Regions from separate parts of the Homo sapiens genome. Here region 1 is linked to region 2. A link is an interaction called in ENCODE POLR2A ChIA-PET data of the cell type or tissue named here. Cell type or tissue: MCF 10A. All regions are shown on one strand. Links, peaks and the distances in the headings refer to the core of each region. The heading gives the core; the rest is flanking DNA.

Evidence for each region. Peaks named below come from ENCODE experiments on the same cell type or tissue, not always from the same donor. Only the 100,000 strongest peaks of a DNase experiment are listed, where the experiment ranks them.
Region 1: POLR2A ChIA-PET joins it to region 2 with 6 read pairs; 2 of 35 experiments call an interaction of 5 or more read pairs at or near these places.

Annotation. Positions count from the first base shown.
Region 1 is chr22:45,536,423-45,552,134 of GRCh38, reverse strand. FBLN1 (fibulin 1) reads right to left here. Exons shown (of 17, transcript NM_006486.3): 9 at 10,763-10,906; 10 at 9,852-9,980; 11 at 8,609-8,734; 12 at 4,931-5,050; 13 at 3,391-3,522; 14 at 1,520-1,643. Among named protein-coding and RNA genes, the nearest start is that of FBLN1, 41 kb to the right of the region's middle. RefSeq lists enhancers at 2,977-3,764, 4,599-5,098, 5,099-5,600. In MCF 10A, for the core only: no CTCF peak of the experiment used is centred there; DNase peaks (open chromatin) are centred at 13,754 and 14,244.
Region 2 is chr22:46,001,274-46,016,985 of GRCh38, reverse strand. It overlaps LOC124905134 (a long non-coding RNA gene), which reads right to left and starts at 3,405. Exons shown (of 2, transcript XR_007068136.1): 1 at 3,176-3,405; 2 at 1,488-2,489. It also overlaps the pseudogene LOC730668. RefSeq lists silencers at 2,874-2,963, 3,114-3,303 and an enhancer at 9,718-10,709. In MCF 10A, for the core only: a CTCF peak has its summit at 10,477 (motif pointing left); DNase peaks (open chromatin) are centred at 8,965, 9,425, 9,745, 10,425 and 1 weaker place.

The DNA of each region.
Region 1 (15,712 bases), core at 12,743-15,242, 470 kb after region 2:
GTCTACCCAGGTGCCTGCACGCAGTAGGTCCAGGAAGAAACGACTTTCTCCAGCACTGAGGGGTGGCAGAGGCTTCCACAGCCAACATGAGGGGTGGAGCTGGGTTCCCCTGATTTCAGCCATGACCTCAGCACACATGGCCAACCCGCCCACCCTCAGGCTTAGGAGGCGCCAGGGCCCCTGTGCAGGGCAGCCTCCCCCTCTTCGAAAGGTGGTTTCACGACTGTGCGCAAGTTAGAAATCGAGGTCACAACCACAGCCAGCCTCCTGGAATCCTCAAGCCCAGGCGCTGACAAAGGCTGGGGAGAGAGTGAACTTACAATGACAGACGGCTGCACAGCCTGCAGCCAAGGCCATCGAACTTTCTTAATGGCTCAGAGAAGCAGTGTCACTGCCTGGGGCAGGCTGTTGCATAACCATGAGCTCTTCGGGATGCTACAGACTTGCAAACCCAGTTTTGGGGCAGCTTTTTCCTAACCCAAGCTCAGGAAGGAAACAAGATGTTGGGTTTTCAAGCAGACAGAAATCCGTGCTGGGAAACAGGGAAATGGCTGGGCCAGCCAATGAGAATCGCAAAGCCAGGAAGAATATGGAGGGCTGCCAGGGACAACGGGGCTGCTCGGGTACCCAGAAGCCTTGCTATGCCACAAGCCAGGGCAGCTGCCCCTAGGGTCAAGAGGTGGACACTACCACTGACCCTCAGGTCGCGGGGGCAGCTGGCCAAGAGCCCAAGGCAGGCTGAAGGTCAAGGGGCCAAGGCCTCGGAAACAGCTGGCTGCCTGCATCGTGCACTCAGAGTGCTGGGAGAGGTCACAAGTCCACAGTCCTGAGATCGGTCCCAGCATGGAGCTTTTCCTGAAGCAACTGACTGTGGCACTAAATGAGACTTTCTGAATACAATTAGGGGCAAGGGGGATAGGAAGTGGGAACCGTGGTCTCAAGTGGGCGCCGTGATGGCCTAGGAGTGAGTGAGCTTACAAAGACATAGGGGCACGCAGCCCCACGTTTAGGATCTGGAATCTTTGATGCCGTTCCCACACGGTCACCAGGCTGGACGAATTCTGGCTTTCAGGTGGGCACCTAACAACAACGTCCAACAGGTCACATCGGCTCCCTGGCTTTGGGCTGACATGGAGACATTGCTACCTATGCATCTCAGTCAGAGCACGTTCTGACATCTGCATGTTACAGATGAGGAAACTGAGGCCCAGAGAGCTTGCCCAAGGCTTCCACCCTAGGAAAAAAGAGGGCTGTGGTTTCTCCTGGTTCTGTGCACAGCCTTGGCCTGAAAACATGACTATAGACCCCAGACTCATTTGCAGTTACCCCCTTGACTTTCCGAGACCAGTGTCACTAGCATTTAGGGGCTTGAGGGCCAGGGATCAGGTGATCTTTGAGTGCCCTGAGTCCCTCATGGGAGGACACCGAGGTCACAGCCTGATAACCCACCCACCCGGGAACTGGGTCACCAGGAAGGCCAACACAGACAGACGACGATGGCATGGTCCAAGGGACTTACGTGGCTGCGGAGCGGCGGTAGTTCTCAGGGCACTCGAAGGCCAGGCAGCGGAAGCCGCCCTGGATGTTGAAGCAGGTCTCGTTGATGGAGCAGTTGTGGATGCCAGTCACACACTCATCAATGTCTGCAAGAGACCCCACAGCAGCACAGTGAAGGCAGAGGCTGCAGGAGCCATACCCATCTGGAGACGGAGGAGCCCAGGCCTCCCATCAACTAGGGTTAGGGGTGGCGATCAGGCCATCCCTGCCCTCCACTGGCTGATCTTCAGAGCAGCGTCCTGTGCCAGTTCTTACATTTATAGGGTATTTACATTTATAGAGTGTTAACTTATCATTCGCAATCCCTGGAGGGAGCGTGACGATGGTAAAAGTAAACACTACATGATGGGTCCTGGGAGTACCTCGCAAGGATAAGTCACTGAATCCTCCTAAGAACTCAATGAGGCAGATACTGTTATGATCCTCATTTTATGAGGAGCTCACAGAGCTTAAGAGACCTGCCTGAGGTCACACATTTTATAAATGTCAGAGCTGAGCTTTGAACCCGGGCAGGCTGGCATCAGAGTCCATACACTAACTAACCAGAGCCTCTCTGTGGCTCCCGAGGCTCAGCACCCTTACCCTAGGTGTGACTCAACCTCTTAGGAGAAAAGGGCAGGAGCTGCTAGCTCCACACAACAATGAGAAAAACAGCCTTCGAGGGATCATACGTCTTGCCTGTGTGTTGGGGTTGGTGGCTGTTCAGGGTGGACTGGAACCACCAGGTCTGGGACTCCTGGGATGGGGCCTGGGGCACCACACTGAGAGGCCCCTGGAGATGGGGGAGCAGCCCAACTCCCATAGACTCTGGAGCAGCCAAACAGTGGGGCTCAGGGGCTGTCACCAACCCTGGGAGACATCCATTAAGAGGTGCCAAATGCCTGAGCATCGGTGGCAAAAACAACACTCCCCAGCCTCAAAGGCCCGGCTCAGGAATGTGTTTATGCTGAGTCTGGGCGGGACCCCAGGCTGTGGTGAGGGAGCCTGGCCAGGAGAAAAGTCATTTGCTCCGTCAGAAATGCAGACACAACCAGCCTTCCATCCAGAGCCCAGGGCAAGCGGAGGGGGCCTCCCAGGAAACACCGCAGCTCCTGCCTGCCTTTCATCAAAGTCACCTTCCTCATGACCAGAAGCTACATCTGTGGGACCCAGGGGGCTTCCAGAGCCCCAGGATCCACAGTCCTGTGTGGGGCTCCCGAGGAACTGGCTGGACAGCCCCACCTCCATGACTCAGCTTCTGGGCGCAGTGTGTACACTGAGGATCACGCGCTCACAAACATCTACTCAGCACCCGCTGTCAGTGATTGAATGGATGGTTATCAGATGGCTCTGGGGGACACACACTGCCCCCTAGAGCATTCGTAGAAAAGGGGGCTGAATGCAGAACCAATGCCATTGGCCACCATTACTTAGCCGATGCTGGAGCTGACCCATAGCCATGAGTATCCCTGGGCCATCCCACACCAGGCCACGCCATCCCCTGGCCTGGACTGCTTCCTCCCTGGCGGGCATCTTCCTAAAGGCCTCTGTTCCAGCCTTTACGGGGCTGCTGAGGGGAGGGGAGGAGGGCTGAAGTGTTCCTGCCGGATGCAGCCGCCACAGGCTCAGACAATCCAGAGGACAAGTGTGCTGGGGCCTGGGTGTAGGAGACCAGGGTGCTGCAGACCCCAGGACACCCCTTGGATGGGGTGGGCCTCCTTTTCCTGAATGCATTCCATCTGTGCTGTGGCCCTTGGGTTGGGGAAGCACAGCCCCCGAGCCCAGCCTCAGCCCCACGACATTGCAGGGCCCCAAGCAGAGCGTGAGGGACCCCAGGGCATCCCTCCTGCTCACCTTGGCAGTTGCGGCCATTGGGGGCCAGCCTGTAGCCAGACGAGGGGCAGCTGCACTGGAAGCTTCCAGGGATGTTGATGCAGCGGTAGGAGCAGATGTGGCCCCCGGTGGGCAGGGCGCACTCGTCGATGTCTGCAACGGCAAAGCCCACCTCAGCCTCAGTGTCCTGGCACCTGGCCATGGCTGCTGGCCATGCTACATCGCCCTGGGGGCTGCACTGGGGCCCGGGAGGGCAGCAGCACAGGACAAGCTGAACACAGGAAGCCTCAGAGACCATCGTGCTCAGAGAGGCGATGGGACTAGCCTAGGGTCACACAGCAAGTTCATGGTGTGAAGTATGCATGTGGCGGGCAGGGGGAAATATGGACCACAGTTCAATAATAAGAAACACACCTCAGCTGGGTGCACTGGCTCATGCCTGGAATCCCAGGCATGGGAGGCTGAGGCAGGAGGGTTACTTGAGCCCAGGAGTTCGAGACCAGCCTCGGCAACAAAGTGAGACCCTGTGTCTACAAAAAATCAAAAAAGTTAGTCAGGCATACTGGTGCATGCCTGTGGGCCCAGCTACTCAAGGAGGCAGAGGTGGGAGAATTGCTAGATCCCAGGAGATGGAGGCTGCAGTGAGCCGTGTTTGTACCACTGCCCTCCAACCTGGGTGACAGAGCTGTCTCTGTCTCAAAAACAAACAAGCAAACAAAATACACACACACCTTACATGAAAATGGTAATCATCGTAATTGCCCTTAATTGCCTGTAATTGCTGTCATCTAGTTTAATCCTCCAATGATCTGGTGAGGCTGAAGTTAATCATCATGTTACAGATGAAGAGTTAGAGCTCTGAGTCAGGGATATAGGTGGTCCCTGAGCCCCCTCCTTACCTCTCAGCCATGCACCACCACCAAGACCTGAGATATGCGGCCCAAGGTCCCAGTGCATGTTGTAATTACCGCCGTGCACATTTATTAAAGAACAAGTCAGGAGTGGTTTGCTGCCTTCCCACCCTCACGCTTAAGGATGGGAAAAGTATATTAGAATTTCAGTTGGGGGCCAGGCACGGTGGCTCATGCCTGTAATCCCAGCAATTTGGGAGGCTGAAGCAAGAGGATCACTTGAGCCACGGAGTTCGAGACCAGCCTGGGCAACACAGCAAGGCCCCGTCTCTAATTTTTTAAAAATAAAAAATTAGCCAGGCATGGTGGTATACACCTATGGTCCCAACTACTTGGGAGGCTGAGGTGGGAGGATCACTTGAGCCTGGGAAGCTGAGGCTGCAGTGAGCAGTGATTGCACCATATCACTCCAGCCTGGGCAACAGAGCAAGACCGTGTCTCAAAAAAAAAAAAAAAAAAAAAAAAAAACCTCAGTTGGAGGGAAAACAGCAAACCACCCGCTTGCCTCCAAGGGTGGACATGGAAGGTTTGTCAGGTGAAGAAATCCCAGCAGGCTCTTCCCTGTGGATTTTGAAAGTCAGAGGCCGTGCTGCTGTGTCATGGCAAGACCAGGGGGTGCTTTCCCCCTCAGCAGGCAGGGGCGTCCGCACCTTCACAGGTGACTCCATCCACATCGCTGAGCTGGTAGCCTCGCCGGCAGTAACACTGGTAGGAGCCGTAGACGTTGGCACACTCCTGGCTACAGGGGCTGCTGCTGCACTCATTGATGTCTGAAATACAAAACGAGGGTCACCGCTCAGAGCATCATACGTCCCTGCCTCCACAGTAGCCCTCAGGGTCAGTGAACAGAAAATCTCCTCTCCACCTCCCTCAGGTTAACACACTCGGAGAGACAGAGGTCCCGGGGGGTGTGGCCGAGGGAGAGGCGTCATCGCTGGTGGCTCCGGACCCTCCATCCCTGCTCCTGCCTGCTTCGACCACAACTTCTCCTGCCAGGATGGCAGCGATCGCCTCCAGCCTTGGCCCCTGGAAGTCTGCCCCGACCTGGCTGCCAGAGTCCATTCTAGTTCTCAAATGGAAATCTGATCCTGTGCTCTCCACTTCACCTCCAAGATGGCATCCTAAACAGATGACGGCACACAAGGAAGTCCTCGGCCACCCAGCCCATACGCCAGTACTCCTCATACTCCAATGCACAGAACTCACTGGGCCACTCAGCAACTCTGAACTACTGCTCAACTGTCCCCTTTACCTAAAGCAGAGGTCAGCAAATCATAGTCTATGGGCCAAATTTGTCCCAACACTTGTTTTTATAAATAAAGTTTTATTAGAACACAGCCCGGCAAGGCATGGTGGCTCATGCCTGTAATTCCAGCACTTCGGGAGGCCGAGGTGGGCGGATCACGAGGTCAGGGGTTCGAGACCAGCCTGGCCAGCATGATGAAACCCATCTCTACTAAAAATACAAGAATTAGCCAGGCATGGTGGCACGCACCTGTAGTCACAACTTCTCGGGAGGCTGAAGCAGGAGAATTGCTTGAACAAGGAGGCAGAGGTTGCAGTGAGCCAAGATCACACCACTGCACTCCAGCCTGGGCGACAGAGCGAGACTCCGTCTCAAAATAATAATAACAATAAAATAAAGAATACAGCCACATTCACTCTTTTTTTTTTTGAGACAAAGTCTTTGTCTGTCGCCCAGGCTGGAGTACAAGTAGCTCAATCTCAGCTCACTGCAATCTCCACCTCCGGGAGGCTATTGTCCACTAAATGTGGACATGAATTCAAGCAGTTCTCCTGCCTCAGCCTCCTGAGTAGCTGGGGGATTACAGGTGTGCACCACCATGCCCGGCTAATTTTTGTATTTTTAGTAGACACAGGGTTTCACGATGTTGGCCATACTGGTCTCGAACTCCTGACCTCAAGTAATCCACCTGCCTCAGCCTCCCAAAGTGCTGGGATTACAGGTGTGAGCCACTGTGCCCTGCCACACTCATTCTTTTACCATGGTCCTCTGGCCACTTCTCTGCTACCACAGCAGAGTTCAGCGGTTGCAACAGAGATTGTGGCTGGAAAAGCCTTAAATCTATACTATGTGGCTGTCACAGAACGTCCAATAGCCTTCCACCCCGTGTTTCATCTCTGTGGCCCCCACACACCAGGCCTGGCCTCCACCTGTCCAGTGTGGTCTCTCATCCCCCGCTAGAGACACTCCCCAGTGCAGGACCGAGTTCTTGCTACACACCCGGGGCAGGACCCTAACAAATGGTTAGTAAGGTCACATAGCAAGGTTGGCCAGGCTCTGGTTCTATATCCACAATATTGTCCACTAATGTGGATATGAATGCCGACTTTTCAGCAATTTATGAATGACTAGAGGAAGCACAAGCCAGGAATCCCACTACTTCTACTAAATAATAATAAAGCCAGCAGCCTCCACACCGCCAGCTCTTCATCCTGTGCTTGGCCCTGTGATAAGCTCTTCACATGCTTAATCTCGTTTCATCCTCACAACCCCCTATGGGGTTGGTCCTACTATGCCCGTTTTACAGATGAGGACACCATGGCCCAGGAAAGACTGAGTTACTTCTTCAAGGCCATGGAAATGGCAGAAGTCAGGTTTGAACACAAGCCTGAGAGACTCAACTCGTGAATCTTGTTCCTTGTCCATACACGTTCTTGTGAACTAAGCCCAGGACCCCTCACACCGTCCGTCCTCCGATTTGAGAATCATGCACACCACAGCTCACTGTGGCATATCCAACCCCTGCGACCATCTCATCAGGAAGGAAAATTCTCATGGCAAAATGTTAGGACCTGCCATGTTTGAGTCAGGCTGCAGAAGCCGTCCTGTGAGCCAGTGCACGGCACCAAACAGGGTGTCATCGGCAATGTGGACGATTGTGGAGGGCCATCCAAAGCTCTCAGTGTCTGCTCAGCTCAGAACCTAATCCGTATACAAGACACGACATCTGCCAAGCACCTAGTATGTGCCAGGCCCTGGGCTGACATGCAGTTCATGTGACCTTCCCATCAGCCCAGGAGGTTGGTGTTATCTGAGAACCACAAGACTGTTGGCAGGAACAACTCTGTCCAACCCCCACATACCAAGAGACCTGACCCAACTTCAGCGTGGCTGCCATTGGCCCAAGACCAGGTATCCAGGATGTAGACCCAGCCCCCTTGACATGCCTGTCTGAGAAAGATCAATGCTGCCAAAAGAATTTTCTCTTGGTTCCAGCCCAAACCTGACTACAGGCGCTGACCTCCATGTTCCTTAGAAGCATCTACTTTAGAAAAACTTGCAAATGTAAACGGTTTCTCTGTCCCTTTGAGATGTGCAACCAAGGAGTGTCTTTCTCAAGGGCTGGGGACATGCCTGGGGAATGTCGTCATCCGGAAGGCCAGGGTGCTTCTCCCTGTCTCTGCGGGTGGGGAAAGCCTAACTCCAACACGAAGTTAGAGGCAGGCCGGGCGCGGTGGCTCACGCCTGTAATGCCAGCACTTTGGGAGGCCGAGGTGGGCGGATCATCTGAGGTCAGGAGTTCAAGACCAGCCTGGCCAACATGGGGAAACCCTGTCTCTACTAAAAATACAAAAATTAGCTGGGCATGGTGGTGTGCACCTGTAATCCCAGCTATTCGGGAGGCTGAGGCAGGGGAATCGCTTGAACCCGGGAGGCGGAGGTTGCAGTGAGCCGAGATCGTAGCATTGCACTCCAGCCTGGGTGACAGAGCGAGACTCCGTCTCAAAAAAAAAAAAAGAAGTTAGAGGCAGGTGCACAGTGACCCACGCCCTAAAGGCCTCAGTACTTCCTCTCACAGCTCGTCATTTACAAAGCCTCCCTCCTTTTGTTTGGGTGACTTGAGATCAATGGACACAGAGGCCTGTCTCCCCTAGGCAGCATCTGATTAAAACCCACACACTGTCTTTGTGCAAAACAAGTGTCCAGTTTTCGCTGCTGTTTCACACATCAACCCCTCTCCCCGGGGAGGACACGGAGGCAGGGAGAGGTCGGGCATAACCAAGGCCCTGTGACTCGTGGGTGTCATGCTCCAAGCCCCATAATCCTAGCCACATCCCGCATGGCCTCTGCCGCAGCCTATGAACCCCGACACGGCCTCGGAGGGTGGATGTCATCAGGAGAAATCGGGTGGGCAGGCGGGCAGTCCTCTCTGATGAACAATATTTTACAGGCACTTCCCCTGCTAACATGTCATTTAACAGGGAAACCATCGCGGATCTGCTGCAAACCGGTCTGCAGAAGGGTGGCTTCCCCAGGAGGAAGGTGACCTGGGGGAGGTGAGTGGACGGGGCCCCAGCCTCACCTTCACATGACCTGCCATCCACAGAGAGCCGGAAGCCCACGGAACAGCTGCAGAGGTAGGAGCCCAGCGTGTTCTCGCACTTGTGGCCACACAGGCGCCCGGGGTAGCGCTGGCACTCGTTGACATCTGAAAGTGAGGGGTGGGCTGACTCAGGGCAATGTCCAACACAGTGGCACCACACTCCACCCTCCTAGTAAGGCCAGCTCATGTCCTTTGTCCTCCACCTCCTCCAGCCTCATTTCTTTTTTTTCCTTCATCTTTGAGATGGAGTCTCGCTCTGTCTCCTAGGCTGGATTGCAGTGGCATGATCTCAGCTCACTGCAACCTCCGCCTCCCAGTTCAAGTGATTCTCCTGCCTCAGCCTCCCAAGTAACAGGGATTACAGGCATGTGCCACCACGCCCGGCTAATTTTTGTATTTTTTGTAGAGATGAGGTTTCGTCATGTTGGCCAGGCTGGTCTCAAACTCCTGACCTCAAGTGATTCACCTGCCTTAGCCTCCCAAAGTGCTGGGATTACAGGCATGAGCCATCGCGCCTGGCCTCCAGCCTCATTTCTCAGACAAGGAATGCAAAGTGACTTGTCCCGAGCATGCGGGAAGTCAGTGGGAGAGCCGGGACTGCCGCGCTGTGCCTGCCTGGTGGGCGAGCCTCGTGCTCCTTCTGCGGCAGCACATCTGAACTTGTGCCCTCCTGCCAGTCCTCCTCCCCAGGACCCACAAGGAGGGTCTGCCAGGATCTAGCAAAGTGCCCACTTTGGGGGAGTGGTTGGCAGCTGCCAGGCTTCCCTGAGCACCTAGGTTTGGTGACAGCAGGCACTGGCTGGACAAGACCTGACCCCACTCCTGGTCAACTTTTCCCCTCGCTGCCCTGGGCTAAAGGCACACATCTCTAGCTCCTGGGGATCTACAGCTCAGCGGTGAATCTCCAGGAAATCGCTGATGCTGCCCACATGTGTAGACCTGGCTCATCAGCACTTGGAGGTCCTGGGTCAAGCAGAACCCCTTTCCACAGATGGGGAGCAGGCTCACACACAGGGGGGTGGTGCCAGTGGCCGCCTGGCTGGGCAGTAGCAGAGCTGGGGCTAGAATGGGGTCTCCTGACTCAGGATCTTCTCTCAGGGTCTGCCTGCACTTGGGATTATCTGAGATGAGGATCAGACCACATCACTCGAGGTGCCACAGAAATGTGTCCCTGGTGCCACGTGGCTGGGTTCCCCCGAGGCCTGCGGGGCCCCCCACGCACCGACACACATCCTGCTGATGCCGTCAAAATAGTAACCCGTCTTGCATTCGCAGCGGAAACTGCCGGGAGAGTTCACGCAGCGATGTCCCTTCCCACAGGGCTCAGCAGGTGGCGCGCACTCGTCCACATCTTGCAAAGGAGAAAGAAAGCCATGATGAAAACCTTTAGTTTGGGTTTTTTCCCCCCAAGATGATCAGAAAGGAAAGCAAGAAAGGAACACATGGACATGGAAACAGGCATTCCATTTCAACACGACTTCACAGAGCACCTACTGAGTGCCGGGCCCTGGACTGGGAAGATAGCTGACCCAGAGGCAGCCCTACCTGGCTGGCAGGCCAGCAATGACTCTCATTAAGGTAGGAAGTGCCCAGGAACCCAGGGAGACACTGAAGAAGTGTCCTGGGGGTTATGCGAGGAAGGCTCCTTCCCTGGCGGGATCTAGGCAGGCTGGGTGCCCTGGATCCAAAGGAACGTAGGAGCAGGTGGGCAGAGGGAATGACGTGAGAGCAAACACCCACACAGAGAGGAAAGGACAGTGCTTGTGTGGGGAGTGGCAGACCCACATTGCCTGAATTACAAGGTTTGTGGAGTTGGGCCAGCTCTGGGGGACTGGACTGTAAGCAGAGGCATCCATCCTTTGTCACCAACGGGGAGCTGATGGAACTGTAAACAGGGTGGGGTGCGAGAGCTTTGGGCTCAGGACAAGCCAGACAAGGCTGAGGCAGTAGACGGGCTGGTGCACCAGTCCAGGCAAGACAATGAAGCCCCATGCTTGGGAACTGACAGTGGGATGGATGGGCTGATAGAAATGGCTTTGCTTTGGGGATCAACTTTCTGCTTCCAGAGAAGGCAGGGTGCATGCTGGAAGCAGACAGGAAAGTGGATTTCAGATTTGTTTTCTTAATACCAACCAACACAGCGCGTTCCCTCCTCGTTGAGATGGTAGCCACGGCCACAGTTGGGCACGTTCTTCTGGCACGTGTAGGAGCCCTCTGTGTTGATGCATGTATGCCCGATAGGGCACGGGGCACTGATACTCAAACACTCATTGATATCTACAGCGGGAAAAGACAGAGACCATGTGGTTAAACCTGGAGGGTGTCCCAGAACCCAAAAACTGGATCTCCAAAGAAACTCCCCTTCCCACCTCTTTGCAAAACCACAAATGGAGGGGCTCAACCCCCTCACTCTGGACCACACAGCCGCCTCCCAGCTGGCTCCCAAATTTTATCACTGCATACCGCCTCAAACACCACCTCTCTGGCCCTTCTTCCTGTCCCTAAATCTCCAGCACCTCCATCGTTCGCTGCGCCAAATCGGGACCTGCCTGCCTGGCTTCTCCTGCATTCATCTACTCCACACACTGGGCACGGTATTAAGGAGACAGGTGACTGTCCACGTGGTGCCAGCAACTCTGACTCCCAGCAAGGCTCTAGGCCCCTCCGATGACTGGGCTTCACAGGGCCTATGCTGAGCCAGGCCCACCCGGGAGGTGCCATGGCTCCCTGAGCTCACTGCACGGCAGTCTCCTTCCTTGAGTGGACACATCTCTGACATGGGGACCGTGGGGCATTTACCTTTGATGACATACAATGAGCAAGTGTGAACCCATGAATGGTCCAGGAGGGCCATGCTACACAGGGATACCCTCCTTCTGCTCAAATTCGGAGGAAGAATACACAGATTGCACTTCCTGATAGAGGGAGTGGAAAAGGACCTAAGCATCTAAACATCACCTTGGAGAACCTTGCTCAGACACTTACAAAGCATCTGGTATGGGGGAACAAAGAGAGGGAGTGATGGTGGAAGACCCCTGAGCGTAAGTCAGAAAGGAGGACAGCTGTACCCCTCTCCCTGCCAGCCAAGTCCACCCTCCTCAGTCAAATGAGTCAGCCCTTCGCGCTGACCGTGCAGCAATTTACAGTTTACAAAAGCTTTTACATCCATGACCGCTCTCGAGCACCACAGCCAGCCTGCAAGTGAGGTGAGGCCGGTATCACTATCATTACTGCCTGCACTTTATAAACAGGAAACCAAGGTCCGGAGACTGAATGACTCTGGGCTCATGGCTGAAGTCAGGGGCCAACCAGGGCCTAGGTCTAGAATCAGGGTCTCCTGCTTTCCAGCTCCCTTAAATCAGTGGCCAGCAAATGATGGCCCTTGGTTCAAACCCGGCTTACACCTGCTTTTGTAAATAAAGTTTTATTAGCGTGCAACCAGGCCCACTCTGTTATGCATTGCTCAGGGGTGCTTTTACACTGCAAAAGGCAGAGTTGAGTGGTTGCCACAGAGACTGAAGTTGTTAGTTACCATCTAGCCCTTTAGAGAAACAGCTGGGTGGCCCCTGCCCTGTAACACGAATAAATGCAGCGTTTAGCAGAGCGGTGGCTGCCTTCCCACTGGCGCTGCAGGTTCCTCACTCAGACTAGATTCCCCAAACTCTGTTCCACAGAACAACAGTGTCCCTCAGAACATCGTGCACTCCACAGGGGTAAGACCTGGCTATCAATGAATGAATGAATGGGAATGAATAAACAGACAGCAAATCAATGTAAAGCATAGGGTGAGTTTGGGAACAGGGCACCCGATCTCTCCCTCTCAGGGATTCACATGGGAAAAGCCCAAGCTACCAAGGTCCCCGTTCACTTGGCTTCACCCAGTGCTTCCTAGATTCAGTGGAACCCCTTCCTGCCCCAGGACCTGCCGACATCCCCAGGCAAGGTCAGCCAGGGCACGTGGGAAGCCCTGGCCCATTCCTTCCTCCCCACTCAAGAAGAAAGGCAGAGGCTGGGCGTGGTGGCTCACGCCTGCAATCCCAGCACTTTGGGAAGCCGAGGGGTGGATCACCTGAGGTCAAGAGCTCGAGACCAACCTGGCCAACACGGCAAAACCCCATCTCTACTGAAAATACAAAAATTAGCCAGGCATGGTTGTGGGCACCTGTAATCCCAGCTACTTGGGAGGCTGAGACAGGAGAACTGCTTGAACCCAGCAGGGTGGAGGTTGCAGTGAGCCAAGATTGCACCACTGCACTCCAGCCTGGGTGACAGTGAGACTGTCTCAAAAAAAAAAAAAAAAGAAGAAAAGAAGGAGGGAAAGGGGGAGGCGGGGAGGGAGAGAAGGGGAAGGGAAGGAGGGGGAGGAGGGAAGTGGGAGGGGAGGGGGAGGGGAAGAGGAGAAGGGAGGGGGAGGATGGGAGGGGGAAGAGGAGGAGGAGAAGGAGAAAGGAATACAGCAGCAGGAGGAGGGAATTTGAAGAAAAGAGCAAAGAAAACCCGACAAAGCCATGCTGGTCTCAAAGCCCTCGGTGACCCAACCTTAAGGTTCTAGAAAATTCTCCATGCATGATAGGGGCAGAGACCTCCACTTTCTGGGACCCTGACCCATCCCTTGTACTAGCTCTGCAGGAAGAGCTCTTCTGCTACAGGCAGGAGGCTCGGATGGGCTCTTGGGGCCCCAGGATGGTTCTAGGAGCTCCAGGAAGATGGATTCTGGCTACACAAGGAAATCAACGCTTCCCACCACGGACCATGCTGTTCCTGGGTGAGGGAGCGGGTACCATGGGCAGAGGTGTGGGAGCAGAGGACCCAGGGTGCGTGCTGGGGGACCAGGACCTGACATAGAACCTTTTCAGCCCTCTCCCAGACGGCCTGAAACTACCTTCTATCTTGATGTATTTTCTCCTTAGAAAGACGTATTTCTGCTGATGCAGTCATTTTTAAAAAGATAACATAAAGGTGCTGACATGAAATGATTTCTAAATACCCTGTCAAGTGGGGGGGAAAAGCAAGTGGCAGAACAGTCTGATCCCATTTTCATAAAAAAACAAAAAGTCTCAAGGGAGCAGAGCCCAGAAGGGCTCATGGACCCTGCCAAGAGGCGGGCAGGATTGGCCAGGGGAGGAGCGTTTACTTCCTACACTTAGGTTTTGTTTGCTGATTTATAAGTCAAGACATACATAATTTTTGAAATAAATAGAGATCTTTTAAAACAATGATTCCTGAGCTTGATTGCAAGGATTGAGAGCACATGAAAAGGGGAACCCCATCCTCATCCCAGCATCCCAAGCTAAGGGGACCCTGAGGGAGCTGAACATTTGGCTTTCGATGCTGTCACTGAGGACCCAGGGAGATGGCACGGAACAGCTCAGTGCCGCCAGGCTGGCCTTCAGCCCACAGCCTGCTTGCCAGTCCTGGAAGGACAGTAAGGGGACGGCTCCCGAGCCTCAGCCCATACACAGTGCTGCACCCTGTAGAGAGGAAAGTCAGGGCTAGGTTGAGACTTGCAAACATTGCCTCTTTGTGGAAATCGGGGCTGATTTTGCCATGAGTCAGGGTTTCCATCCTCAGTCGACGCCAGCCTCCTCCGGACCCCCCTTTGAGCAGGCTGCAAGTCTGAGCAGGACTATCCTCCCCGCTGGTCCCGGAGAGCCCATGGCTTCCCTGCTCACCACCCCCTGCGCTGAGCGAAAACCACCCCTCCCTGCTGGCAAGGGACTGGCGAGGGGCCAACTGGCAGCTGAGCCACAGCGCCCCAGCTCAGAAGTCTCCCCCAGGGGATGACAGGGAAGCTGTAACAGAGGAAGGCTGGGGCGGGTTTCAGACGAGGCCCCTGTCCTAAGGGCTCACTGTTCCACTTGTCTTTTTATCTTTTTTTTTTTTTTTGACACAGAGTCTTGCTCTGTTGTCCAGGCTGGAGTGCAGTGGCACGATCTTGGCTCACTACAACCTCCACCTCCTGGGTTCAAGCGATTCTCCTGCCTCAGCATCTTGAGTAGCTGGGATTACAAGGTGCCCACCACCACACCCGGCTAATTTTTGTATTTTTAGTAGAGACGGGGTTTCACCATATTGGTCAGGCTGGTCTCGAACTCCTGACCTCAAGTGATCCACCCGCCTTGGCCTCCCAAAGTACCAGAATTACAGGCGTGAGTCACTGTGCCCGGCCACATCCACTTATCTTTAAATATCTCAGTGGTTAAAAATAATGCAGTGGGGGAAGAGCTCTCTCTCCAAACCACTATTTCAAATAAATGATCAATACAGATTTCGCTAAGGAAAAGTTGAAATCGAAGCAAGATGGAAATGTATACCCCCTTGCTCATGGCAGGGGAGAGGTGATGGGGCCACCCCAGGTGGGGAGGTTCTGACTAGTGTGATCTGTAGCTCGGATTCCTCACCTCTTCTCCTAAAAAGTCTCTCTGACCTCAAAGGCAGGACCCAGGGGCGTCTGCCAAGCAGAGGCCGAGGGAGAGCCGGTGGATCAGGACTTAAGCGCTGACTGCAGCGGCCTAGCCAGGCAGTTAACCTGACAACGGCTGGGGAAAGCAGGACTCACCTCCTGTCTTTCCAGAACCAGTAACCCAGGCCGGCCAGCTCCCCGGCCGCACCCCACACAGCTCCTCTAGCGTGAGCGGTCTTGCCCAGGCCTCCTAAATTCATACTAAGTTCACATGGGATTCTCTCTTTTCATATTAGTATTTCTCTGATATCAGCAATTTCTTTTTTTTTTTCTTTTTTGAGATGGAGTCTCACTCTGTCACCCAGGCTGGAGTACAGTGGCGTGATCTCAGCTCACTGCAACCTCTGCCTCCCAGGCTCAAGCGATTCTGCTGCCTCAGCCTCCTAAGCAGCTGGGATTACAGGCGCCCATCACTACGCCCAGCTAATTTTTGTATTTTTAGTAGAGATGGGGTTTCACTATATTGGTCAGGCTGGTCTCAAACTCCTGACCTCAGGTGATCCACCCTCCTCGGCCTCCCAAAGTGCTGGGATTACAAGTGTGAGCCACCGTGCCTGGCCAGAGTTTCTTTTCTCATTGTGGTGAACTACATGTGAACTACAAATTTTATGTAACACAAA
Region 2 (15,712 bases), core at 8,261-10,760:
GAATGGAAATGTCCAAGAATAGTCGGGACTATTTGGAAGCAGAAGAAGAAGATGGTGAGAACTTGCCCTGCTAGATTATAAGATGTATACAGGAATTAGGCCGGGCGCGGTGGCTCTGCCTGTAATCCCAGCACTTTGGGAGGCCAAGGCAGATCACCTGAGGTCAGGAGTTTGAGAGACCACCCTTGCCAACATGGTGAAACCCCGTCTCTACTAAAAATACAAAAATTAGCCGGGCATGGTGGCAGGCACCTGTAATCCCAGCTACTCAGGAGGCTGCGGCAGGAGAATCACTAGAACCCGGGAGGCAGAGGTTGTACTGAGCCAAGATCATACCACTGCACTCCAGCCTGGTTGATTTCATTTCCAAAAAAAAAAAAACAAAAGCAAACAAACAAACAAACAAATGCATAAGAAAAGCAATACTTTTTTCTTTTTCTTTTTTCTTTTTTTTTGAGACGGAGTCACACTCTGTTGCCCGGCTGGAGTGCAGTGGCACAATCTCAGCTCACTGCAACATCTGCCTCCCGGGTTCCAGCAATTCTCCTGCCTCAGCCTCCTGAGTAGCTGGGATTACAGGTGCCTACCACCACGCCTGGCTAATTTTTGTATTTTTAGTAGAGACAGGGTTTCACCTTGTTGGCCAGGCTGGTCTCAAACTCCTGACTTCAAGTTATCCGCCCGCCTCGGCCTCCCAAAGTGCTGGGATTACAGGCATGAGCCACCGCACTCAGCCGAAAAGCAATACTTTAAGTCAACTTGCAAAAAAAAATTGAGTGTGTTTCTATATGGGTTGCAAAGATGTCTTAAACAAGATACAGAAAGCACAAATCACAGATGAAACCATTGGTTAATGATAACATCACTTCAGGACAAAAGACAACAAAGTGAAAAGACAAGTGACATAGAGCAAAAAAATGTCATAGACTTGGAAATGGGCTTAAGGCGGGTGTCCTTTCAGTGGTGTGCTAAGTGGCATCTGTCTAGTGACCCCGCTGGGAATGATCTCATTCGATGGGGTCCTTCTTCAACTGCTATGCTATGGACTCAGCTATTTTACAACTCTGTCAGGGGAGAAATTAACTTATAGAAAACCAATTATAAGGCCAATGATCCTGCCCATAGAATGCAAATGAATTTTGCTCCATAGAGACTGAACTGAATTCTGTCCCATGGAAAAGATAATCCCAAACAGTACACTTTATTGCTCTCTATGATATTAAGCACTTTGCACCAATAAGCAAAGCTGTTTCAGCTTTCCTTGTTGCCTACACATCTGTCTTTCCAATTCTCCTTTGAACTGGTTTTAACCTTACTGGTTCCCTTATTAACGAGTTAAATAAAATCTTAGGTGTGTTCAATTTGTATTTGCATGAGAACCATGATTTTGCCTCTAAACATTAATCTTTATCTATAAGAATTTGAATTCATAATATATGTAAGAACAAAAGGAGCTCCTATACATTAACAAAAAGACAAAAATCCAATTAAACACGAATGAAGTTTTTATGCAGAGAAGAAATAACCTCATTAGTAATCAGAGAAAGTAAAATTAAAACAACAGCTTCTCATTTTTCACTCACAGCAGGTTTCAGCTGCTCTGAAGTTGTGGCCGTTGTCAGGATAGGGCCTGGGAACTGGGGAGGGGCTGGTCAGGGCAGACTTATCTGTGAGGTCTGAATATCTTTAAAAAGAAAGATCCTCTGGGCTCCTGGGGGCGGGGTATAGGGCCGCAGGGGACATTGGCAGTCGCCCAGGTGAGAGGACTCAGATCTGGGTACATTTTATTGTAGCAGAGATACTGCACAGGGGGAGTCCAGATGGCTTGGGGCATCTGGGGTTCTGGCAGTGACATCCCTGGGGGCTGACATCTGCCTCTGCCCTGAGGCCTGCAGAAGGAGTCCAGTCTTCTCATGCCAACTAGCGAGACAGAGGTCGGAAGTCACGAGCAGCCCCCCTCCAGAAGTGGCCGGTGCCCTGGTTCAGCTCCAAGAAGCCCTCATGGGTTGGGACATTGCGGGAGGCACTCTTGATGTCAGCAGGGTGACCCGGTGGAGATGTGGGGCTGCTGCAGGTGGCTGGGGGTGGAGGTCCTGCCGCTGTGTGGACATAGACTCGCCAGAGACCGCGGAGGTGCGTGCCTGTCTCCTGGCCCAGGCCTACTGCTGCTGGCACGGTCCTCTCCACCCAGCCCTCCTTCTCTGGGCAGCTGGCCTCGGAAATATTGGAAGGGATAGCCGTGCGCGGTGGCTCACGCCTGTAATCCCAGCACTTTGGGAGGCTGAGGCTGGTGGTTCACTTGAGATCAAGAGTTAGAGACCAGCTTGACCAACATGCTGAAACCCCGTCTCTACTGAAAATACAACATTCGCCGGGCGTGGTGGCACACGCCTGTAATCCCAGCTACTTGGGAGGCTGAGGCAGGAGAATCGCTTGAACCGGGGAGACGGAGGTTGCGGTGAGCCGAGATCGCGCCACTGCACTCCAGCCTGGGCGACAAGAGCGAAACTGTCTCAATAAATAAATAAATAAATAAATAAAAATACAAGAAAGGAAAAAGAAATATTGGAGGGGACTTGGGGTCCAGGGCTGGGCAGGGCTGAAGGCGTAAACATGTGAGAGTCTGGAGCCGGATGAGGTCACGAGAAGACAGGCGGGACAGGGACAGCGCCGTGGGTGCCACTCGAGACACAGGGTGGGCGGGGCCGGCCAGGCCTGGAGCTGGCTGCCACCGGCTGCGGCAGGAGGGAGCTGGCTGCCGCCATTTCAGTGGAGGGTGGCGACAACCCCAGTCTGGAGGGGGCTGAGACCTGTGCTGGGGGCCGCCCGGGGTAGATCCTGTCTTGAAGGTCTGGCGGTGGGAGGGAGGGAAGGTGGCCGCGGGTGGAGGTGGGCGTGGCGCCAAGGGCGGTGTTCCCTGAAGAGCGAGAGTCGGAGCCCGCCGGCTGCCGCAGGGAAGGGAGCGGCGGAAGATGCGGAGATAGAGGGAGGTTCCCAGGAAGGCAGAGGGAACGGGCAGGCCCGGAGGAGCAGGCGGGAATGTGGAGGGGGGTTGGAACCGCAGCACAGAGGGTTTGGGCGCACAAAGGTGAAGGATGTCCCCCGGGAAGCCAGAGGGCACGGCAGCAACTTGCCCGGGTCCCAGGCCTGACTTTCACACACCCCCACCCTGCACCTGGACGGTGACGATCTGCTGGGCCCGGTGGCGCCTGGGAAGGCGGCCGGGGGGAGGTCCGAGTTACTGGAAAGTGCAAGTTCCAACCCAGAGCTGCGCTGAGCAGGGCCGGGCTGCTGGGGCGCCCAGGGCTGCAGGTCCTGGCGGGGCCTCTGGGAAGGCGGAGGGCGCTGACTCAGGCCCTGACTCACCAGGGGCTGCCCTGCGGGGGATCTGGGTCCGCCGAGTCCGGGGAACCTCTCAGGTCTGCCCCCCAGCGACCTTTCCTGGGAATGTTCCAGAGCGGTTCTTACTCCTTCCTGGAGGGTGGCTTCTTTCCTTCCTCCAGAGTTCAAAGCCATTTTCTGCACTTGGCCCCATGGCCTCTGAGCTCAGAGTTCACCCCTCATGGAGCTGGAAGGGACGGTTTCTAGAGAGGCCTCCATGCTTGGACCAGGATGAAAATCCTTCACCATCTTCAATGCAACAAGCTGTTCACGGACCCCCAGTGCCATTCTCTCATTCGTGTGTTCAGGCGTCCCTCATGCCCTCACTCATTTATTCAGCCCATGTGTTCACTGGGGGCCCCGTGCAGGGCTGGGGACGCTGCCATGGAGGAGGCGGAGGCACCCTTGCCCCAGAGGGAGCTCCTGTGAATTTCACTGCCAGCAGCTGGGAGGCTGGTGAGAGACTGTGGAGCCTGCGTCGGGCCAGGCCGGGGAAGGCCTCCTGGGTGATGAGGGCGGAGGTGGGTGCAGCTTGGTGGAGGCCAGGAAGCCCCGAGAGGAGGCCGCCAAGGCGTGGTGGGTTGGGGCAGGTGAGGGCAAGGGGGTGGAGATGGGCACAAGGCCTGGCTGGCACCATGGAAGGTGCAGCCACCCAGACCCCCAGAAGGAGGCTGAGTGTGGGGCCGCAGGACACCTGGGGGCCATGGGACAGGAGGGAGGCCCTGAGGCAGTGCCTGCCTGTGGGTTCCCCACCCCTACACCCCCCATCTCAGAACTCCCTCCAGGGCACACAGTCCTCAGCCGTGGTCCCTTCAGGGTTGGCCCGAAGGTCCTGGCTTCCGTGGGTCAGCCCCATCGATCCAGAGCATAAGGTCCAGCCCATTCTGCCCAACTCAGGCCAGCTCTGGTCCCTTTGAGCTGCAGAGCTCGCATAGGGTCAGGTACGCACAGGGTCCAATTGCTGCCCCTGCCTACGCCTGTGTCCTTCCCTTCGGTCCCCAGTGTTGGCTCCAGGGCAGCCCTGACATCCTGCTGGTGCAAGCTTGCCTCGGAGGCAGCTTCCGGGGGCCCATGTGGCTGCCGGGTCAGCAGAGCATGCTGCTGCCTGCCCCTGGGCTCCAGGCTGTTGGGCTGAGACCCCACAAGCTCCCCTGCAGGCAGGCCGGTGGTCCAGCCCCAAGTGGGGAAGTGGCAGCGGGAGGGGTGCTGGGAATGCCACTGCCAGGGAGCCCACAGTGACACAGACCAGGGAGCTTCTGCAGGCCTGGGAGCTGCTCTGTAGATGGCACCCCTTGCCCTGGGCCCCATCCTTATCTCCTTTCTCCTTAAAATCAGAGCCTCTCCCCTGCAGGCCAGCCCAGTGTCCCTCAGCTCTGGGTCCTTCTAGCCTCAGTGCCCCTTGGCTTCCCATGCTGCTGAATCACAGTGATTGGGATGACAGGGTCCCGCCTCCTCTGCCTCTGAGTTCCAGGACCGCAGACGCCATTGTAACCCACGCACCCGCAGAGGCCTGTCTATGAGCTCCTGTCGTGCTCTGGGTCTCCCCAGAAGCCGGCCCTGAAGCAAAGATTCATGTGAGTGGCCCCGGGAGGGAGGGCCTCGGCCAGTCCAGGGCACTCCGCTAGTGGAGTCAGCCACCGCCTGGCCCTGGGCTCTGTCTCGGGAGCCTGAGCCGGGAGGGCAGGCCTCTGAGTTGCCCCTGTGGAGGGCTTTTGTCCCCAGCCCCATCCCTCCCTGGGGGAGGACCGCCTCCCGCACTGCACTCTGGCATTCTGGGTTTGCCTGGCTTGGGGCCGAAGACAGCATCTGTCCACAGTAGCAGCAAAAATACCCTTCACACATGGGCCCAGGACTGGTCACTCTTTGGGGGTGCCCCTTGGGAGGGTGGAAGTCCCACGGGATATGTTGCTGCTGAGCCCCAGTCACTGTGGCTGGACAGAGAAACCCTATTCCTTTATCCGCTGAGATCCTGCTGTCTTCATTCTCCTGAATGGCTGGGCAAGGGAACTGGGTGCCAGAGGGCAGAACTGGGGTAGTGCCTGCCCCGGCCCTCCCAGCCTCTCCCCTCCACTCCCTGTCCCCACCGCCAGCCCCAGCTTGTTCCCCAGAGACCCAAGGGACAGGCTGTGGGGCCTGGCAACTCAGCCCCGACGGGCCCAGTCTAAACCGGTGTTCCGCCAGGGAGGCCCATTTGGCCGTCCGGTTGCCTAAACAGCCCAGCCTTTGTCCGGGGCGGTCACAGGCGCTGTTTGCTCAGTGCCCGGCTTGTTTTTCCCAGGCCAGTGAGGCAGGCAGAGGCACCGGAGCCATGGAAACAGCACAGACCACCTGTCCTGCCCCAGCTCCGCTCCCGCTCGGTTGCTTTCTCTGCCTCTGTGGACCTCCTGGTGCGCTGGCCCTATCCCAGCTGGGCCCTGGGCAGAGCAGGACTCACTGTCTTGCCCCCGCCCACCCTGGGACTTCAGCTGGGCCCAGCACAGAGAGAGCCAAGGGGTTTCTGGAGCTCTGGAGTCCCTCCACCTGCTCTCAGCACTCACCAGACGCAAGCTCTGTGGACCATGGGGACTGAGGGCTCCTTCCTCTGCCCCCCGGCACTCCTTCCCCCAGCCACTCTCCTGGGGAGGGGCCAGGGATGAGGCCAGCTCAGGGAAATACTCTCTGACCTGAGTTGCCCCAACAGGAAATAGGCTATCTTGAAAGGTGGTGAGTTCCCTGTCATGTGAGGCATGCAAGGGTAGACTCCTAGGGCTGCTATAAGGGAATCTTTATTGTATGGGAGGGGACATTAATGGATCGAGTGAGTATAGAAAGAGTTCTTTCTTTTGTTCATTCATTCACTCCATTTATTGACTGACTCATTGATTCATTCAGAAAACACCAGTGGTGTGGCATCCATCCTCTGGCCTAGGCTGGGTGCCAGGTGCAGAACATTCAACCGTGAGACTGCAGTCATGACTCCTGCTTTCATGGCAGGCAGAGTCACATGGGTAAGAGGATGTGGGGGAGACACACATGAGAATGAACAAGGCCTCCAGGAAGGTGGGGTAGGAGCCGAGAGGGATCAGAGAGATTATGAGTTTCGTGCCCTATTCCATGGGTGGAAAACTGAGGCACAGAGGGATACTCATGCCACATAGAACCTGGATAACTCCCCAGAGCTTCTGGGTCCACAGTCATCCAAGCTGCAAACGCCGCTGAGAATCCTGAGGAGGGGAGGCTCCTTCCAGGTGTTGGGAGTGGCTTGGGAGTGCTCCAGCAACCCCGCATGCCCCAAGCACTGCTTATGGGCCAGGCTGGGGTGGGGAATGCTGAGAGCACTGGGGAGAACCTGTTCTTGGGACTGACTTCCAGATTAAGACAATCTTGCTTCGAGGGGCTGTGTGGCTGGCTTTAAGCACCAGGAAGTTCTGATCTTCTCACCTGTTCTAGTTAATTAGTGCTGCATAACAAACAGCCCCAAAACAGTGACTAAAACTACAGCCACTTTATTACGCTCAGGAATTCTGTCCTGAAAGGGCACAGTAGGGACAACTCCACTCTACTCTGTGTGGTTCAGTGGCTCACCCGAGACAACTCAAATGGCTGGGGGCCGGGACACCTGCTGCTGGTGGATCCACTTCCAAGATGGCTTCTGCATTCGCATGGCTGGTGCCTGGGCTGGGCTGGCTGGAAGGCTGGAACTGTCAACCAGTGCACCCCCATGTGACTCCTCATGGAGCTTGGGCTTCCTCACAGCATGGAAGTCTCAGGTTGTTGAACTTCCTTCTTAGATGGCAACTTAGGACTCCAAGTTATAAGCCATATGGTCTTTTATGAGTGAGCCTTGGAAGTTACCCAACAACACTTCTGCCGCATTGTCTTGGCTGAAGTAGTCACAAGCCCACCTGGATTCAAGAGGAGAGGCCATAGGGCCCACGCTTCAATGGGAGAAGGACCAAGGACTTTGCAGCCATATTTAACACTGCCACACTAGCCTCCAATTTCCTCCTTTCCTCTCTGAAAATTCTGCCATCTGCCAAAGTTGGGCTTAAATTCCAAGCCAGAAAAACTTCCTGCTAATTCCTATCCCCAGTAACACTTCCTGCCCACCGCTGCATTCTTGGTTATGGTTGCTCTAATAAGTAATGGGGACAGTCATGAATGTGATGCCCCTCACTTGGCAACCATGCCCATGTGTTCACACATGTATATTCTTCTTTGGTTCTTAGAGTAATCCTGTGAGGCATTTTAGATGAGCGAGTGGGCATCTCACATGGAGTTTTGCGGGGTGAGTAGGAGTTTTCCTGACAGACAGGGTTTGAGGAAAAGTATGATGAGCTTGGGCACATGTACAGTTGGGTGGGGCTGGAGGACAGTGTCACTGACTTGAGGCAAGAGGCTTCTCTGTGGAGAAGTGCTCCACACAGTCCTCTGTTTTAGGAAGACTCCTCTGGCCCAGACAGTGTGAAGGCTGGAAGCTGGCCTGGGGGAGCTGGCACTGAGGCTCATTCATGGACCCCCACAAGTGCCTGTCTGCCTGTGCCTCCTACGTGGTTTCACGAGTCCTTTCAACCATTATCTGGGTGGGCATTGTCAACCCATTTTACAGATGAGAAAGCCGGGCTGGGCGCAGTGGCTCATGCCTGTAATCCCAGCACTTTGGGAAGCTGAGGCGGGCAGATCACTTGAGCTGAGTTTGAGACCAGTATGGGCAACATAGGGAGACCCTGTCGCTACAAAAATGAACCAACAAACAAAAATTAGCCAGGCATGGTGGTGTGCACCTGTGGTCCCAGCTACTCGAGAGACTGAGGCGGGAGGATTGCTTGAGCCCAGGAGGTAGAGGTTGCAGTGAGCCATGATCGCACCACAGCACTCCAGCCTGGGTGACAGAGAAAGACCCTATCTACAAAACACACACACACACACACACACACACACAAAACAGATGAGAAAACTGAGGCACCAAGAGGTGTTTCTGGAATCCAAACTTGGCAGGAAGGCTAGGAGCAGGGTTGGGAGCTGCCCTTGTCTCCTCCACAGGCAGGAAGCTTGTCCTCCCTCTCCAGCACCTCAGCTGCCCCTGCCACCCCCACCCCTCTCAGCCCTGACCCTGTGGTCCAGAAAGGCCTCTGGAGGCCAGCTGTGGGTGGCAGGGCCTCTGGCTTACACCAGCGGGCAGCAGGGAGTGTAGTCACCTGCTCACTCGTGTCTGGTGCTCTTTGTGGCTATAGGAAGCAGAGGACAGGTGCTGGGAGGAGGGCTGGCCTGAGGGGAAACTGAGGCCTGGGACTGCGGGGTCAGGGCTTGGTCTCTGCCACTGAGTTTGCACCTGGCTTCCCCTCATGCCTGGCCATTTGGTTCCGGCTCTTGAAATAGATCCTCTGCCCACCTGGTAGCTGGCCGGCCATGGGCCGTGCCACGCCACCTGCCTGCTGCAGCCCAGCCCGGTCACCCCGAAACGCTGACAAAAGCCAGCTGCTCTCCCAGCAGTCGCTCGGCAGGCAGACACCCGGAGGCGTGACGCCTGCCCTCGTCTGGCACCGAGGCTGCCAGGAGGGCGCTGACGCAGCTCTCCCCACTCCCACTCCCAGGGGCTCCGCAGCTCCTTTCTGGAATGGCTTCCCGATGAGGTAATGCAGCTCGGAGCACAGGAGGAGGCCACTGGGAAACGCTGCTGGCCAGGCCCCAGCTCCCCGGGAAGATGGCTGCCGTGGCCTCCCTGCCCTGCCTGCCCGACGCCACCGCACAAGGGCCTGGCAGGCTGAGAACAGGAGCCGGACTTCAGGCCGGAGGCTTGGCGGCCTCACTCTGGAGTGGCCAGGGGGACCCAGACATTTACTCATCTCCCGGCCGAGGTGGTGCAGGCCTCAGCCTGGGCCTGCAGCCTCACTCTGATCCTTAGAGGCCCCTGCCCTGAGAACACGCCGCCCCCGGGCACACGCGGAGAAACAGAGGCCGTGCCCAGGGTTATAGCAGGAATCAAGGTCTGTTCTCGCCCTGCAGCCCTGGGGGCAAGGGCAGGCCTCCCTCCACACGCATCGCATCGGGTCTGGGAACAGCACCATGAGCTTGCTCCGACCTGCCAAGCGGCTTTTTCCTGGAACATGAGTCTTTTCCGGGCACGGAGCAGAGCACTCAGGCCACCGGCCCTCCTATGCTGGGAGCAGGGGGAGATGCCGGCTGGCCGAGCAAGGAGGCCCCTGGGGCTGTCCACCCGGTGTCCCTCTCAGGGCCCCTCTTGGCCCCATGAAAAGGCGGCACCCCCACCCCTTGCCTCTCCTAGCGCTGCCAGGCTCCCCTGCAGGTGTGACCTGCCTCGCAGAAGCTGCTGAGAGGCAGGAACTGAGCAGGGAAGTGTCCCAAGGGGTGACTCACTTCCCTCACCCACGTTTCCCCCTCTCCCTGCCAGGCCCTGCGCTGGGCGGGCCCTAGGGCCACAGGGACCAGCATGGCCCGGCAGCCCCGGACCTCCCAGGTGGAAGGAAGGACCCGGAGAACTGGAAACATCCTTGCATAGCAGCCCCCGAGTTGGAGGCAGCCACTCGGCACCTGGCACCTGGCCCAGGGGGGCCTCCTGCGGACTCACGTGGGCTCTGGGAGGTGGAGGAGGGTCACTTCCCCCAGGGGAGAGCGGAGAAGGCTGGCAGGACCCTGCTGTGGGTGTGACTGGGACCGTGCTGGGCCCTGCGTTGGCCAGCAGTGTCCCGAGCGGGCCTCCGCGCCGGCAGGCCCAGCTGGGCCTATTTCTGACTCGAATTTGTTGCGAAACGTCGGCAAATCCCCTGCCCTGGCTGGGCCTCAATTTCCCCATCTGCAGACAGGAGGCGGGCGAGAGGGCCCCCTGGACTTCAGGGCCCGTGGGTCTGACGGCCAGGGCTGCAGCTGAATCTCCGAGTTGGAGATGCCTGGTGGGGTGCAGCACACCCTGCGTGCACAGATGAGGGCCGGGCTGGCTCCAGGCGTGCGGGAGGCAGCAGTGGAGCTGGGATCGGAGTCTGGACTCCTCTGCTGGCCTCGAGTGACCCCGGGGGCCTTCTTGTCCCCCCTCCTTGCAGGAAGCACAGGCACCAGCTCCTGAAAGCAGAACAGCTCCCCTCTGCTGCCCCCTGGTGGCTGCAGTGACACATGGTGGCCCAGTCCAGAGCCAGGGCACCCCCAGGGTCACCGACACCCTCAAAGTCATGAGCTCCCCTGGGGCCATGGGTGTCGTAGGGCTGGGGCCACCCTCTCTGGGAGCCCTGGGTGAGAGTGTCACTTGTGATATTTCATTGAATCTTCACCCCTCCCACACACAAGAGAGGGATGATCATGTTTGCCGCTTCACAGCTGGGTTGTCAGTTTCAGGGGGCAGAGCCTGCAGGAAGCTGGGGCCGGAGAGGTTTGAAGTCAGATATTCCAGTGGAAAGTGCTCCCCTCCCCTCCAGTCAACAGCCACCTGGGGCTTCAGGCTCTAGGAGGGGAGGAGTGGGTGGGGAAGGTCGAGGCTTATTATTCTTCGGGGTGTGGGGGTGGTCACTAAAATGGGACCTGGTGGCCGGGCACAGTGGCTCACGCCTGTAATCCCAGCACTTTGGGAGGCCGAGGCGGGCGGATTACCTGAGGTCAGGAGTTCTTGACCAGCCTGGCCAACGTGGTGAAACCTTGTCTCTACTAAAAATACAAAACTTAGCTGGGCATGGTGGCACACACCTGTAATCCCAGCTACTCAGGAGGCTGAGGCAGGAGAATTGCTTGAGCCCAGGAGATGGAGGTTGCAGTGAGCTGAGATCATGCCACTGCACTCCAGCCTGGCCGACAGAGCTGGACTGTCTCAAAAAAAAAAAAAAAAAAAGAAAGAAAGAAAGACGGGACCTGGCTTCCTAACTGAGGGAAACTGAAGAGAAGGGCCCAGTTCACGGGAATAAGGTGCCAGTTTGGGATGCCCCTACAGGGCCCTAGGTGCAGGGGACAGGGCTGAGGGAGCGGGGGAGGCGCCAAGATGTCAAGGCCGGCAGCCGTTCTCCTGGGGCAGAGGGCCAGTGCCCATGCCCGCACCTTGGGTCCCCAGGGCAGCCAGGTGGAGCCATACCACCTCCTCGGGCTTCACCTGCAAGCCCAGGCCCTGTGCTCACTGAGCCCCCACGCCCGCCAGGCCACTTCCAGAGGCTGTGCACACCCTCTGCCCAGATCCAGGAGAGGGGCTTTCACACAAGGAGGGAGAGGCTCAGAACCCTGGCAACCTACCCAAGGCATGGCACATGGGGCTACACGGGTGGATTGGAAGCTGGGTTGGCCACCTGAACCCCTGGGGTCCTGGCATTTCCAATGTCACCATCAGAAGGGTGGATGGAGGCCGGGCGTGGTGGCTCATGCCTGTAATCCCAGCATTTTGGGAGGCCGAGGCAGGCGGATCACCTGAGGTCAGGAGTTCGAGGCCAGCCTGGCCAACATGGTGAAACCCCGTCTCTCCTAAAAACACAAAAATTAGCCAAGCATGGTGGCAGGTGCCTGTAGTCTCAGCTACTTGGGAGAATGAGGCAGAAGAATCGCTTGAACTCGGGAGGCGGAGGTTGCAGTGAGCTGAGATCACACCACTGCACTCCAACCTGTGCGACAGGGCAAGACTCTGTCTCAAAAAAAAAAAAAAAAAGAAAAAAGTAAAAGAAAAAAGAATGGAGGACGGAAGGGCCACACCATGCAGGTGCTGGGGTCCTGGCGTTTCATTTTCAATGTCACCATCAGAATGGAGGATGGGAGGCCGCCCCGCGAATGGAGGGCGGGAGAGCCATGCCATGCAGGTGCTGCCTGCTTGGGTTCCTGTGCTGGGACTGCCTCTCTCATCTATCACCTTGCACCTCCATCGCTGTGACACCCTTCACCCGCCGGGCCCCCACAAAACATGCTTGGGCTCTGCAGCCAGACTCCATCCTCCCCCACCAACCGTCCGACTCCTAGAGCCCTCTCCTGGACCCCCAGCACAGCGCGTGCGTGACGGAACCCTGCAGAGCCACTTCCTGTTAGAATCAGAAGGGCTGTCAGCCACTAAACCCAAGTGCCAACTTTTGGTGACGGAGAAATAGATCCAGATAGAGGGAGGACTTGATCAGGCCCAGGGTGGCCAGAGACCCTTTGGACTGCGACCAGAATCCCAGGGGCCTGTCACCGGCCCAGCGTCTGAGGTCCTGAATCCCTGGAAATCAATAAAGGCAGGCAGGTGGGAGGCTGGAGGCCTCGCAGCCCACCCAACCCACATCCACCACACTCTCACACCAAGCCCTCAGCGTGCTCGGAGCATGGCGGTGGGCTTTACCCCTCCAGCCCCTCTACCTGGGATGCCACACAACTCTTCAGGGCCAGGGGAGTCCCCTCCTAGGGCCACCGTCCCCAAGGCACCCAGGGATGAGTCACTCTCTCTCACCCCAGGCCACCCAGGAGAGTTGACATCAGTCACATGTCTGCCCCTCAGACTGGGAGAACCCTGGAGCAGGGACCCCATCCCCTGCCTCTGTGAATCCCTAGCATTGGCCCATGGTGTGAACACCAGCAGCCACAGCACTGAGACCTAGCCAGGGCTTCCCAGTTTCCTGGGCACCAGCTGTTCTTCGCAGCCTCTTCCATGCTTGCTGGGAAGCAAGGTCTATCATGACCCTAGGCGCAGAAGGACAAGAAACAGAGAGGTTGAGTAAGATGCCCGACGACACACAGCTGGAGTCAGCAGAGGCTGGAAGGGTGCTGGGCGGCCTGGCTCCCAGCACGAGGCATCCTACCTGAGGACAGTAGACGGGCAGCTAAAGGACCCTCAGCTGACCACACAGGCCGGGCCTGGGCATGTCTGCGGCATGACCCCCTTGGGCCTTGTCACCTCCTCTCATCCCCTAGATCGCAGGACAGCAAGGTGGTCACACCCAGATTGCCTGAGTGTGCATTCTTTCCTTCCACGTCGGAGCACTTGGTCGGAATCCTGCCCACACAGGATGCACCTCACGAGGTGTTCACTCACCAGTCTCCCAGAGCAGAGGGGTCTGGGGAGAGGGGACACAAGATGGCATTGGGAGTGACAGCAAGACTGACTGTCTTGCGGGGCCCTCAGGCGCTGGCCTCCAAGGCCAGGTCCCCCAGGAAAAGCCTAGACAGAGGGGAGCAGGAAACCCGGTCCCAGCCCAGGGCGCCCACTCCCTGCCGGCCAGGCCAAGCCTCCCGCGTCCGGCCTCCTGGGTGCTGCTCACTCATCCATCAGACCAGTGTGATGGGGTCATTCGCTCCCATTCCCAGGCGGGGGAGGCTCCAGGAGATGTGGGTGGATGTGGGTTTACCCTGTGGATGGCCTGAGGCCTGAGGACTAGGAAGGTCCATCTATCTGTCCCTTGGCAGATGGCCACAGTGCCCAGGGCGACAACAGGGTGAGCTCTGCTCACATGGGTCCTGATGCAGATAGGGGGTGTCTGGGCCCCTGTCACCCCTGTGGAGTCTTCCTCGCCTTCCTCTGGGCGGGTCTTCTCAGGTCCAGCTCAAGGGCATCTGGGAGGGGAGGTGGCCTGAAAGCTCGGAGGCCCTGCAAAGCTGGCTGCAGTTAGGAAAGCCACTAAGTCATTATTTTGGGGTTAAATCAGAACTAATCTACCCAAGCCAATGGCTGGGTCCCCTGAAGGGAGGACACTCATGACTCAGCTGCTTGAGCCTGGGGAAGTGGTGTCCCTGAGATCCAGGAATGTGAGGGAGGATGACACCATCCACCAGGCCTGGCCCAGCGGGAGCAGCTAGTGTGGCTGCCTCTCGCTGTGCCCACCCCACCCTCAGCATCTGGCTTTGTCCACCTCTGGCCAAGGCCCACTCTGTTTGGGCTGCACTGTTGCCCGGAAGCCCTCCATGCCCCAGCGAGAGTCTCCCTCCCTGGCCTCTGTCCCTCCATTTCTCCATCAGTGGCCACCAGGGCAGTTTTCTTTTTCTTTTCTTTTTTTTTTTTTTGAGACGGAGTCTCACTCGCCCAGGCCGAAGTGCGGTGGCACGATCTCGGCTCACTGCAACCTCCGCCTGCCGGGTTCAAGCAATTCTCCTGCCTCAGCCTCCTGAGTAGCTGAGACTACAAGCACGCGCCACCATGCCCGGCTAATTATTTGTACTTTTAGTAGAGATGGGGTTTCACCATGCTGGTCAGGCTGGTCTCGAACTCCTGACCTCGTGATCTGCCTGCTTCAGCCTCCCAAAGTGCTGGGATTACAGGCGTGAGCCACCGCAACCAGCCCACCAGGGCAGTTTTCTTAAAAGGGGACCCTGCCTGGTTATGGTAATGGCTCTCCTGCTGGCCCTGGGGGCGGTTCAAGCCTTCAGGGCAACTCTCAAGGCTTCCAAAGCACACCCCCACCCCTCGTTCCTCCCCCCACTGCTCCTTCCCCTTTGACGCCCCCTGCTCTGCTAGGCTGGGGATGTAGGGTCTGAATGTGCCATCTGGACCCACCAACCCCTCACCCAGGCTGTGCACCGGAGAGACCTCACTGTGGGACACAGGAGCCAGGGTGGGCAAGGGGGTAGGGGGCTGCTGCCGTCACCACTGAGGAGTACAGCCCCACCCTTGGCCTTGAGCAGCCCCCAGTCCTGCGTGTGGGGCCGCCAGGCTGCAGGGGGCCTGGACCCATGGCGGTGGCTGTTGATTCAGCTGTCTGGTTGGCGCCAGCTCCCCTGCTGGGGCCGAGTCTTTCTGGAGTTAGACCCTGCAGCCCTGTCCCCACTGAGCCAGCACGAGGGCAGTGACCGTCTCAAAGCAGCTCTTCTCCATGGAAGTCTTAAGGGGCCCCTTGGCCGGAGTCCCACGAGTGACAGCTGGCAGCCCTCTTGGCTCCCTGGGGGAAGCAGATAGTGTGGCCCCTTAATTTGGGCCACTTGAGGAGCGTTTAAAAACAGGACAAAGGCGTGGGCCCAGCTCAGGAAAAGCTAGGAGGGAAGGAGCCGTTCTCTGGGGCTGGTGGCCAAACGGGGAGGTAGCTGCAGCCACTGGTGGCAGGGACCCTTAGGCCTCCTGCCAGTGCCTCGCGCCGGCAGAGGCCACGGACAGGTCCCAGCACAGGGAGCTGGCAAACGTGCCCACAGGGTCGGCCTCTGGGCCAGCTGGAGCAGGTGCAGTGAGGGGCTGGGAAGGCATAGAGAAAAGCGGCAGCGGGGCTCTGAAGATGCAAGCCTGGTGGCTGGAGCATGTTCCAGTGAGGGACAGGCAAAGCTGCCAGGGCAAAGGGCGGATTTCCTGATACAGGAGTGGAGGATGCTGTGGAAGGGCTGGATCTCCCATCCAAGGCGTCTCCTAGAGCCACACCATGCCCCATCCAGGGTGGTGCTAATGCTTCTCCCCTGGGTCAACTGGGCCTGTGACCACCCCGTG